Regions from separate parts of the Homo sapiens genome. Here region 1 is linked to region 2. Evidence: chromatin contacts called from ENCODE Hi-C or POLR2A ChIA-PET data. All regions are on one chromosome and are shown on one strand. Each heading gives the region's core, a stretch centred on a gene start or an enhancer-like site at or near the end of the contact. The rest is flanking DNA. Distances are from core to core; before and after follow the strand shown. Region 1 holds the start of SPATA31G1 (SPATA31 subfamily G member 1). Region 2 overlaps DNAJB5 (DnaJ heat shock protein family (Hsp40) member B5).

Evidence for each region. Hi-C counts contacts between places; a loop is a spot of excess contacts on that map. ChIA-PET counts read pairs that join two places held with the same protein, here RNA polymerase II (POLR2A). Pooled maps may share reads with other maps.
Region 1: a loop to region 2 is called in a map of endothelial cell of hepatic sinusoid, with 8 times the contacts of the local background. The contact joins the promoter of SPATA31G1 here to the enhancer-like site in region 2. A Hi-C loop is called at or near these places in 13 of 168 maps with a recorded cell type or tissue (Caco-2, HL-60/S4, K562 and 9 more), 9 of 37 single-sample maps with no recorded cell type and 14 of 50 pooled maps. POLR2A ChIA-PET finds 5 or more read pairs at or near these places in 13 of 52 experiments (A673, B cell, CD4-positive, alpha-beta T cell and 9 more).

What each region holds. Positions count from the first base shown.
Region 1 is chr9:35,040,851-35,046,978 of GRCh38, reverse strand. SPATA31G1 (SPATA31 subfamily G member 1) reads right to left here and starts at 4,739. Exons shown (of 2, transcript NM_203299.4): 1 at 4,494-4,739; 2 at 993-4,118. The coding sequence starts at 4,724. The coding sequence ends at 1,110.
Region 2 is chr9:34,997,751-35,003,504 of GRCh38, reverse strand. DNAJB5 (DnaJ heat shock protein family (Hsp40) member B5) reads right to left here. Exons shown (of 5, transcript NM_001349723.3): 5 at 5,077-5,754. It also overlaps the pseudogene LOC100420114. Among named protein-coding and RNA genes, the nearest start is that of DNAJB5, 11 kb to the right of the region's middle. RefSeq lists an enhancer at 1-181. Within about 2 kb of position 1,569, at least 3 of the 41 ENCODE cell types and tissues checked have a DNase peak (open chromatin) inside an H3K27ac peak, as active enhancers do.

The DNA of each region.
Region 1 (6,128 bases), core at 3,490-5,989, 40 kb before region 2:
GCCTAGAGAAAAGGATGTAGGCCTGCCAACCCCTTGATTTTAGCCCTGTGAGACATGTGTCAGACTTTTTTTGCGGGGAGGAGACAGGGTCTCTTTTGCCCAGGCTGGCATGTAGTGGTGCAGTGGCTCACTGTAGCCTTGACCTCTCTGGTTCAGGTGATCCTCCCACCTCACCTTGCCCAGTAGCTGGGACTATAGGCATGCACCACCATGCCCAGCTAATTTTTGTGGTTTTTTTGTTTTTTTTTTTTTGTAGAGACAGGGTTTTGTCATGTTGCCCAGGCTGGTCTCAAACTTCTGGGCTCATGCTATCAGCCCATCTCAGCCTCCCAAAGTGTTGGGATTACAGATGTGAGCCACTGCACCCAGGCTCCGTGTCAGACTTCTGACAAAATAAATTTGTTTTGTGGTAATTTGTTACAGCAGCAGTAGAAAACTGTAATACATTGACTAATACAATGTCCAACAAATAGTGCATTAGAAAATGGGTAGAGGATATGACCCGGTGATTATAGAAATCCAGACGGTTACTAGACGTATTAAAAGACACTTGTTTTCATGGCCTTGGAGATGGATGAGCTGACCCAGGGAGAGAAAAGAGCAGAGGGCTGAGAAGAAATGGTCAGAAAGATACGTGGAGAACTTACAGGTCAAGTGGATGAAGAAGAGAACAATACCCAGGACAAAGCACAGTTGCCTAGACTCAGATGACCTGTGCTCGTGTGAATGGATGTAGTTTTTTGTTCACATGCTGTGAAGTCGTTCCCTCTCAAGGGCGGCTTTGGGCTATGCTGACCTGGCCCTGTAGCCTCACCCTATAGAGTAGGGATGTGTGGACTCCAGATGTGATCATCTGTGAAGATCCACAAAAGAGTTAAGCCTGCAGAATCCTGAGTGCTCTACTGGGACTTGAAACTGAGGGGCTATGGCTGTAGCAGAATTGGGAATTGACATTTTCAGTACCCTAGATTCCAAAGAAGACATGAATGGGATTTATCTAATTCAGCTAGTTTATTAGAATTTCCATTTCTTGTCTCCACATCCCCACCTTCCCCCTGGTTTGGCTTCAGGTCTTGGCATACCAAGTGCTAGTATTACCAGCCTTTTCTCTACTGACTAGATTTGGTGGGTAGGGGTCGATGGTTATCCAGGCATTTGGCTAACACCTTTTGCAAACCCCTGGTAAGGGAAGCCTTGAGGGTAGGGAAGGAGAGATACTTCTCCATGTGGGCCCAAGGACAGTGCTTACAGTGGCGAGGGGTCAGGATGTCACTTGCTCTTCGCCCTGCCTCTGGCTGATCCTGGGGACCCGAAGCTTTGGGGAGAAGCAGCTGGGGAAGAGCAGTGTGTTGAGAGCTCTGGCCCCTGTGTTGAGACCTTTGGGGAAATGTGCTTACAGGGGCCTCTACTAGGCTTCTGGCCTGGGCAGGGTGGTTCTTCCCTGTGACTGTGGATAACCCCAACCTTGCAGTCCCTCTTCTATGGTCTCCTGCTTTGGGTTTCCTAGGGTGCTCTCTCTTTTTGGCTGAGGATGAGGCTGAAGCCTTGTCCTTTCTCTTGCCTGAGACCAGAACCTTAGAGTTTGAGGGTTCTCCTGGGCCTGGAGATAGATAGTCCACACCAGCCTCCATGTGTACACATGGCCCTTGGGATGGGACCTGGCTCACCATCTTCCCCTTCATTTTCTCCCCTCTCTGAGACCCTTGTTCCGCCCTGCCAGACTCCTGTGGCTGAAGCTGGGAAGAGGATTGGAAGTGATGACAGTGGGAGGACTGGACAGGCTGAGGTACTGTGCGCTGAACTTCTTGAGGATGACAACTTGAAGAGTGGGGGCATGGATTGGGGGGATAAATCTGCTGTGGTGGGCAGGAAGGGAGTCCCCAGAAGTCTGGAATTGTGGAGCTCAGAATAGGGGAGCTGCAAAATGATTGACTTGGGCCAGGGGCTCTGGAGGCAGGGCTCTGCCGCAGTTTCTTCAGCCTGAGTTTCAGCTCTCTACTCCACTGCCAGGCATGGATCCCAGGATGGGTGAGCAACTCTGGGACAGTCCATCTCTGGGAGAGTGGGGCCTCTGCCTTAACCCCTGGGCACGTTACTCCCTTGGGTAGACCAGGATGAGTGCGTTCAATCTTCACAGCTTCAGCTAGGGTGGGAGGCTGGGGTACTGGGTGTAGGGGATCCACTGCCAGAGGGCTGGGGCCTTGGGGAACTTCTCTTTGTTGCACATTTCTCCACACAAGTTCAAGGTCAATGTGTGGCTCTGGTAGAGGAGTAGAGAGTGAGCTGGGGGCTGGGAGCTCAGTGGCCCAGTGGTTCTTTCTTTGCTCCACTGCCTCCCCGTCAGGCTTATAGTTGCTTTGGTCTGCGATAGGCTCACTTACGTGGGACTTTGAAACAGAGTTTGAGGATGGGCTGGAGCCCCTACCTGGGAACACAGGAACACAGTTTTCTTTTTGCTCCATTTCCCCTACAATAGACTGAGAATCAGACAAGACTCCCAGAGGGCTGGCTCCATGCAGGTCTTGGGGTAAGTTACAAGCTGGGTGCTTAGAGGCCCAGGAGTTTTTTGTCTTTTGTATGTCCCCACATCTAGCTTCAGAATCAGACAGGACCCCCATGGATCTAACTCTGAGCAGCTCCGGTGCAAGAGCTGGGGGTGGGCTGAGGGCCAGAGATGGAGACCTAGAAGCCGAGGAATTCCTGGAATGCTCAGTATCCTTCCATGTAGCTTCTGATGTAGCGAGGCATTCCCCAGGATTGATTCTGTGTGGTTCCATAAGGGTGGTTGGAGGTGTGCTATGAACAGGGTCTGGGGAATCAGATGCCCAGAGGTTCTCTTTCTGCCCCATGGTCTCCCACAAAGCTTTGGATTCAGACAGGACTCCCTGGGGGCCCATTACTAGAGACTCCAGGAGAGGGACTGAGGGAAGGCTGGGAGGTGAAACTGGGTCTGCAGGGACCCAAATATTTTCTCTACTTTGCATGCCCTTCCATGGTGTCTCAGATGCTGGTGGGACACATTCAGGGCTGGTTCCAGAGAGCTCTGGGTTGAGGTCCAAGACTGGAGACTCAAAAGCCCAGAGGTTTCCTGAGTTTTCTCTGCATTCCCACTGGGGCTTATATCTGGATGGATCTTCCAGGGAACTCTCTCTCTGGAGTTCTGGCAGGGAGTCTAGGGGAGGGCAAGGGACTGGCATTGAAGACTCAGAGGCCTGAGGTTTCTCTCTGTATCCCACGGTTCCCCAGAAGTCCTTAGATATAGCAAGTCCTCCTTCAGGGCTAACTTTTCTGGGTTCTGACAGAGAAGCTGGGGATTGGCAGGGGGGTGGCATCGGAGGCTCAAAAGCTTGGGGCATCTTTTTGTGTCCTGTGGTTTCCAAATGAGTCTCATATCCAGGGAGAACTTCCAGGGGGCTAGTTCCAGGGGACTGTGTGGGTGCCTCAGCGCCAGATAAAACTCCCTTGTGGTCCACAGGGAAGGGCCTCAGATGGAGGAGTAGTGATGAGACAGAAGGAGAAGATGGAGGTGGAAGCAGCTGAGGATCGGGGGCCATCCCTTCTAGATCTTCCATAGTATGGGCCCCATGGGTAGAAAACTGGGCTGAGGAGTGATACTGGGGAAGCAACAGGTTGGACCTAGGTAGGAAGGCAAGCTTGTTGAAGAAGACAGAAGAACAAACAGACCACTTCAGAGGAGAGGGGCCACCTGAGCTCAGGAAGATGGCCTCCAAGGACTCGCTGTGCAGAGAGGGGAGACCCCAGAAGAGCTGGCTTTTTCTCTGCTGCTGGCGGTTCCCTGATGCTATCTTGTGCCTCACAGGAAAGCTGGTCAGAATCTGGAAGATGGGGAAGGATCTGGAAGGGCTCACGGGCTGCATGACTGTTTGCTCTGGTATCCCTATAGCCTTGAGGAGGCCCTCAGAACCACAGGATGGCTGGGGTGGGGCTGGAGTGGCTTGCTCTCCAGTGGGAGCTTCTTTGGTAGGAGAACATGGCTTCAGTGGATCCAGAGATGCCTCGTCTTCCCCCTCTTCCTCTTCTTCCCCTTCTTCCTCCACTTCTGATTTCTGCTTACACAGGTGATCAAGGAAGGCCACACGGTGCAGAAGTGGTAGTTCCTGGGAAGTAGATAAAGATATTCTCAGGCATGAAGCCTTTTCAGATACACAAGGTTTGCTATGAGGCACTCAGTCTGCTCCATATCCAGAGTGGACAGTTACTCACCTAATCCCACGTGTGTGGCCAGTCACCTACACAGCTCCTCATCTAGTGTTAATGGTCATTACCCAGTCCTCATTTGGAGATCAGTATTCCCTCATTCTACATCTAGAATCCATGGTCACTCACCTGGCTTCAAATCTAGTGTCAGTGGTTACTCACCCAGCCTCACATCTAGGGCTTATAGTCACTCACCTGGGCCCACATTCATACCAATGACCTCACATGTGGTGTCAGCAGTCATTCATCCAGCTGTACAGTCACAGGTCACCCACCTTGCCTTGCACCATATTCCCAGAGCACCAGGGATGAAGCTGTCGCAACCTCCCAAGCTGCCACCATCTCTGAATCTGCCAAACCACGAATAAGAATAGTGTCACCAGATTTCCTGGACTCTGGAAGCAGCTGCTGCCGCAGTGTCTGCAGGCTAGGGCATGGGTCAGTTGGCCCCAGAGAAGCCCCATATCCCCCTTAGCCCCAAGCAGGTCCTCCAGCAGCCATTCCATTTCCCTTAGCCTTCTGGCAGTTTACCCTGAGGTCATCATTGCATCACAGAACAAAGAACTCCCATCCCCCACAGAGGCCTGGGCTTAACAGCCTTCTCCCTGAATTTAGAACCAAAAAAAATTTCCTCTATCAGGCAATTCATGCTTCACACAGTGAAATGTGGGTGATCCCCTTTTGATTGCCCAGTTCAGAATTATGCTTCAGGCATTGTGGTTAAGTACATGGATTCTAGCACCGAACTGCCTTATTCAAATCATAGCTCTGTCATTTTCCTACCTGTGAAAACTCAAACTACTTAATTTTTTCAGTGCCTCATTTTTCTTATCTATAAAATAAAGATATCATTATCTTTATTTTATAGATATTTATTGTTATTATTTTGAGACAGAATCTCACTGTGTCACCCAGGCTGGAGTGCAGTGGTGTGATCACGACTCACTGCAGCCTCAACCTCCTGGGCTGAAGTGCTCCTCCTGCCTCAGCCTCCTGAGTAGCTGGGACCACAGGCATGTGCCACCGTGCCCAGCTAATTTTTATATTTTTTATTTTTGTAGAGACAGGATCTCTCTATATTGCCCAGGCTGGTCTCGACTCCTGAGCTCTAGGGATCCTCCCGCCTTGGCCTCCCAAAGTGGTGGGATTATAGGCGTGAACCATCTTGCCTGGCATATTATTCTTAGAGGCAAGGTCTCATTGTATTGCCCCGGCTGGTCTTGACCTCCTGAGCTCAAGAGAGCCTTCCATCTCAGCCTCTGAGTAGCTGGGATTACAGGCATGGGCCACTCTACCCAGCACAATAATATTATTACTTACTACACAGGGTTGTTTTGAGGATGTAAAAAGTAAAGTAGAGGTTCCTCTTCAAAGACTTTCCTCTCCATCTTATTAGGAATAAATAGTAACATCTCTTAGAAGCAAAATTTATTCAAAGACCTCTGTTAACATTCTTAAATATCTGCTAGCCGTAATAAATCAATTTACTTTATGTTCTTAGCTTCCACAATTTAGCCTAAATATTTGCCCTGGCATGCTTATATTGGTCCAAGCAAGCATTAGGTCATAGCCTGTTCCTCTTCCTTATTTGAAGGTGTTTTTACCTTTCTCAGCATTCCACAAGTTAACTTCCTCCTTCCTTTGTTCTCTGCCTTTGCCTCTTTTTAAAAAGTTCTAAGTTGTTAGCCAATCAGGACAAATACAGAAAGCGAGGTCCTGTTCCAGCCAATGGAAACCGGACACAGCAGTAGGGTGGATGCGTCAGGCTATAAATGACCCTGCCTCCTTTGTTCGGTGTACTCTTCATGGCAAAACTGCTGGTGAGTGTACCGTTTCTGCAGAAAGTAAAAATAGCCTTGCTGAGGAAATTAAATTTATGTTCAAGTGCTATTTCTTCACGGCACTGGGGA
Region 2 (5,754 bases), core at 320-2,819:
GGTCACAAGGTGCTCAGTAGGGGAGCTTTTGAGCCAGGATGAGCCAGGAGAAGGAATTTCACAAGATAATGTCATCAGTTAAGGCAGGAACAGGCCACTTTCATTTCTTTTGTGGTGGAATGTCATCAGTTAAGGCAGGAACCGGCCATCTGGATGTGTACATGCAGGTCACAGGGGATATGATGGCTTAGCTTGGGCTCAGAGGCCTGGCAAGTATAATGTGGCATTTCTGGAAATCAGACTCCCCACCCCGACCCCAAGCTTTGTTGTTGCTATTTGTCATTGTTGTTTGCTTGTGTCGTGACTTTACTAATTGTGTAAATTGTGTATTTTTTTTTGTTGTGTGTGGCCACTGAAGTGTCTGCTTGGCTAGCTTAGCCAAAGACTAGACAGAGGTTTCATTAAGTGATTGCACCCAATGAGTCTACCAGTCTTTGCTGGAGGGGTATATACATAAATTTTTCTGGAACTATTTTAGAGTCACTTGCTGGCATACAGGACAACATAGGCTCCCAACCACTGTGGAGCACCAAAGACAAACCAGAGCAGCTGCACATCCTCAGCAGCTCCCAAATTCCAAAATCTTGGGGGATGGAACCATCTCTCCTGGAGTCTCACCTCTGCACAGTGAGGCCCTGGTGGCTACTGTCCTGACTTCTGGTGATTATTTTGCACTGGAGTCTCTCTTTGTTTTAGTCAGTAGAATCTCTAATGCCCACTTTCACTTTCTGGTTTAAATACAGGCTAAAGGTTCCCCACTGCTCCCCCAGCCCCAAACTCTGTTTCATCCCAGCACCTACCTTGGGCCCACCTTCAATCCTCATTCCTGCTCCTATTACTTTCTTTTTCACCCCAGATTAAGGCTTCTGGGGTATCCTTTCCTAGGACGCAGAATGAGGTATAGTCTGTCACCCCAATTGAAGCTCAACATTTGTTGAGAATTTCTAGTTTTTACTCTGTAATTCAGAGATCTTAGGAAGAATTTTGTCTTCCATCTCCCAACCTTGTTCAGTACAGCCTGGCCTCCCAGGACTATGTGCCATTTTCTATTCTTCCTAGAGAATTTCCTATAAGCAATAATATTTGGAACCAACTAGAGCACTGCTTTTGAAAGAGGCTCATGTAGCACTAGTGGGTCCTGGCCTAGAGGATCCAAGAGCTTTTGGTGCCGATGCAGCCTCAGGGCAAATAACAGACACATCTCAGCTAAGGAACAATCATAGATTCTTACAGCCCTCAAGGTACTTATGGGTCAAAGCAGCAAGGGTCTAAGGAAGAATTGATTGGGCACCCAAGAAGCTTCCATATGAGGGGCCCCCCGCCAAGTTTCAGAATGACCTAGGGAAGGGTCTGAGGCATAGCCTGAGAAAGAGTCCCAAAGGTAACCTATCAAGGTGTTCAGAAAGCTACTCAGTAGGGGTTTTGGGGGCTGATTCATCAGAGGAGACCAAAAAAAATGACTTGTTGAGTCACTCAAGGAATGGGTCAGGAAATGACATAAATGCATTCAAGAGAGAACCTAGACTGGAAGCAACTGGAAAACACCCTGAAAGTTCACTTGGGCAGGTGGCCTATATATGTGTGTTGTTCATAGCTTGCTGACAGTGATATATTGCTCCCTTCTGGGAAGTCCTATAGCTACTTGAAAACTGGAAATTTGGCACCCTCAGTGCAGGAACACTGCCTAAATACCTCTTGGAAGCTTTCCTTTCTTGATGCAGGTGCTACACAGGCACTAGAAGCCTAAGTGGTATGGTTTTGAGCATGGCAGAGATAGAGTTTACCTCTTTAAAGTCTCTGAATCTGTAAAACTTAAGGTGATAGAGACCCAATCATGGCTCCTTTCCCAAGTCCACCTTTATCCCTCAGCCACCCATGTTTCAGGGATGGCTAAATTGAGGTTGCTTAGTTCCTTGAAACAAACAGGCAGGTCGGGAGATAAGCTGATCACAAGAAATTCAACCCCCACCCTGGAAGTCCTTTCCCTGCCTCCTCAACTGTGAGCAAGGAAGTCCAGAGGACCCTGAGTTCAAGGAGGAGAGCAAACAAACTTTTTAGCTCCTTTTGCCCTCTCCATGGACAAGTCGTGTCAGAGTGGGACTATTTGAGGGCCAAGAGAGGCAGTCCAGAGTTACTTCAAGTTAGACAAAGGCAGGACACACCCAACAGATGAGAGTGGAGTTGTATCCCAACAGACTCTGGCCATGGAGGAGCATTGTCTGGAGGCAGAAGGGGCTCACCACAGAGCATAGCATCTTCTTGGAGTTTTTTCTTTAGGAAAAGGATATGGGAGATTAGGTATTTCTTTAAGAGCCGAAGAAGACAGGGAGGTAGGAAGTCCAAAGAGACTTCAGTTCCTAAGCCACAACAGGAAGATGTCCAGGAGATAAATGCCTATCTGAGTAGTCAAGGAGCTCCGGTGACTAAGGAATACTCCCCAACCAAGAATACTGGTTGCCCAAGATCCAGGATGGCCAAGCCTTAAGGGGATATTACTGTCATACAAGATGAGCAAATGATTGTCATAGTACTGTCATTACAAAATCACACACACATACACACACACCCCTACTATAAAAACATTCAAGGGCTTATCAATGTGAGAAAACCCGATAAAGACCCCAACCCCTCAGGACCAGATTGAACTAGTCTCTCCCACAGCTCTTTTACTATCTTGACTTTTCTACAGCTCTGTGCATGCATGCCTGTCTCTAGGGATGGTTACACAGGCATCACAATAGCAGAAATTCCTCATGCAGTCTCTAAGAAGGGTAAGGTTCAAATTGCAGGTAAGGTTGCAGTCAGCCTTAGGACTTTCTCATTGAAGTGTCCCTTGCCTCAGATAGCCTTGCTTCTAGGCTCTCAAAATCCTATTCCCGGCTGGGCGCGGTGGCTCACATCTGTAATCCCAGCACTTTGGGAGGCCAAGGGTCACCTGAGGTCAGGAGTTCAAGACCAGCCTGGCCAACATGGTGAAAACCCGTCTCTACTAAAAAATACAAAAATTAGCCAGGTGTGATGGTGGGCGCCTATAATCCCAGCTACTTAGGAGGCTGAGGCCAGAGAATCGCTTGAACCTGGGAGGCGGAGGTTGCGATGAGCCGAGATCATGCCATTGCACTCCAGTCTGGGCAACAAGAGTGAACTCTGTCTAAAAAAAAAAAAATCCTATCCCCAGAGTGTGCTCAGCAGGACATGATAATTTCCCAGGTCTTGTGTGTCTACACAGAGGCCAAAGGGAGCAGTTTGGCCCAGCAGACCAGAATCCCAAATCTTCAGGCCTCAGGAAAAATCCTGGACAAGAATTTAGCCACAAGTCAAGAGAGAGGCTACCCTAGGAGCCCCAAAGGAGGAGAGCATTGAGTAGGGGATGTAGGGTGCGGGCATCTCCCTGCTCAGGCCAGGGGATTAGCAGATACCCTTGTAAGCAAGACCCCCTGGTTTCTGCACATTTTCTCCTTTCGAACGGGGTACAAAAGTACCTCAGGTGAAAGGATGAGGAGGTTTTTTTCAGTGTCTTTATTGTGGGGAAAAAAGCCAATTAGTGTCAGCTTAAGCCTGGCCCAGCTAAAGGCAGTGCTGTCTGGATAGTACTGGGGACACTGGCACTCAGGAGGGCATGACTGTCATGGGCCTGATCCTGGAGAAGATGTGGGATTCATGCTCAAAGTCAGCCCCAGGAGGATGTCCAGGGCTAGGCAGAGCCCGCAGATGGGCATTTCTTCAACTATAGGGCTCCTTCTACCCAGACCGCAGGAAAGGGACAAGTGCCCCCTCATGCAGCCACCACTCAGGTCCTGAGGGCCAGAGTTGTCTCTGTAGACACAGGCAGGTCAGAGGCCAGGACAGACATCCCTAGATAACTGAGATTTGAGGATTTGCAGCTGTGTTCAGTGCTTCTCAGGGAGCCTGTGTCCATAGCCAGGCCTCACCAGCGTGGGCCAAGGAGGCCAGGTACCTCTGGCTACCCTCTCCAATGTCCAGGCTCTGTCTTTTACTGCTAGCCACCATGAATATTATATAGTACTATAAGTGTTTAACTGTACATAGCACATATGAAAGCACTTTTCACAGCTATTGTTCATAGAACATGCTTATAAGCCAGAACCATAAAACCTTAATTATAATACATCAACTCCATACTTCCAAAGAACATACCTTCCCACAGGAATATCGACCAGTACTTTTCATCGTACATTCAGTCGTTCATCGTACATAGCACATTACAGTCAAATAAATCCTCGTCACCACAGATATCCCCCCCCAGATAGTGGTTTCTCGCTCACCATCCTCCGTGAAATCAATATCCTGCACAAGAGTGCTACTCTCCTCACTCCGGGCCCAAACACTTGGGGGTAGCTCTTCTAGTCAGCCAGAAAGTCCTTCAGCCTCGCCAGGAGCAGTGGCTCATGTTTGTAATCCCAGCACTTTGGGAGGCCAAGGCAGGCGGATCACTTGAGGTCAAGAGTTTGAGACCAGCCTGGGCAACATGGTGAAACCCTGTCTCTACCAAAAATACAAAAATTAGCCGGGTGTGGTGGTGCATGCCGGTAATCCCAGCTACTCGGAGGCTGAGGCAGGAGAGTCGCTTGAACCTAGGAGACAGAGGCTGCAGTGAACCAAGATCGCATCACTGCACTCCAGCCTGGGCGACAGAGCAAGACTCCGTGTCAAAAAAAAAAAAAAAAAAAAAAAGTTCTCCACCCCCTCCTAGAAAAAAATTTTCTCCTAGAAGGAAAATTTGTCTGACTCAGAGAAAATTTAGACAAGAAGAGAAAATCTGTTTTCATGCTAGCACATCTGAAGACAATGGTCTCTGTCTCTCATGAGCAGGGATATTTTTCCTTCCCAAATAGATGTTTCTTCTAATAGCTGAGTGGTACTTTCTGTCTGTGCTGTGTTTGAAGTATAAGTTTTAGAAATCCCAGGAGGCTTCGAGGAAGGCAGAGGTCAGCTTCAGCTTATACTGAGGGCCTGCTTGGGCTTCTCAAAGGTGACCAGAGCCCGGGAGGGAGGATGACAGTGGCCCTCCTCAGCCACCCCCATCCCAGGTTTGTTGCTCCTGCTCAGATGCCATATTTTTAAAATACTTTATTTTTTACATAATACTGTCATTACAAAAAAATACAAAAAAACTACTATAAAAACATTCGGGGGTTGTCAAAGTGAGAAAACCTAAAGACCCCACCCCAGGATCTGGCTGAAGCAGTCTTCCCCCAGCTTCTTCACTATGACCTTTATACAACTATGGGGGTGGGGTGGGATCACACAGGCATAAAAGGGCTGGAAATTCCCCACACAGCCTCCAAGGGTAAGAAATGAGTAGCTTCACATATCACAAAAGTGGGATTTGGAAGTTTGGGGGTGGCTAGGCCCTGAGTTCAGAGGTGTGGGGAAAAACCTGTGACCCTGAATCTCTTGGTGGGGAATAGCTGCCACCTGACCCCAAAGCCCTTTCCCTTCCTGATGAAGGCTGGTAGATGGGCCCTGTCCCCCACCTCTTAGCCTTAATACCTCAGGCCCCATTCCCTGCCCTCCACCCTTGAACACTCCTGAGAGCAGCAGGGAGGACAGAACCTCCAGCTCTGCAGGTGTAGGCAGGGCAGCTGTTACGGAGGCTGCTGAGGAGCTCACCCCCCTGCTCCAGATGAAAAGTGTCTCGTGCTCAAGTCCCTGTTCACAGGTTGTGAACTTTCCCTTCTTATCCTCTCTCCTTTCTCCCAGAGAGGCACAGACAGCTCTAGGTGAGTGCTT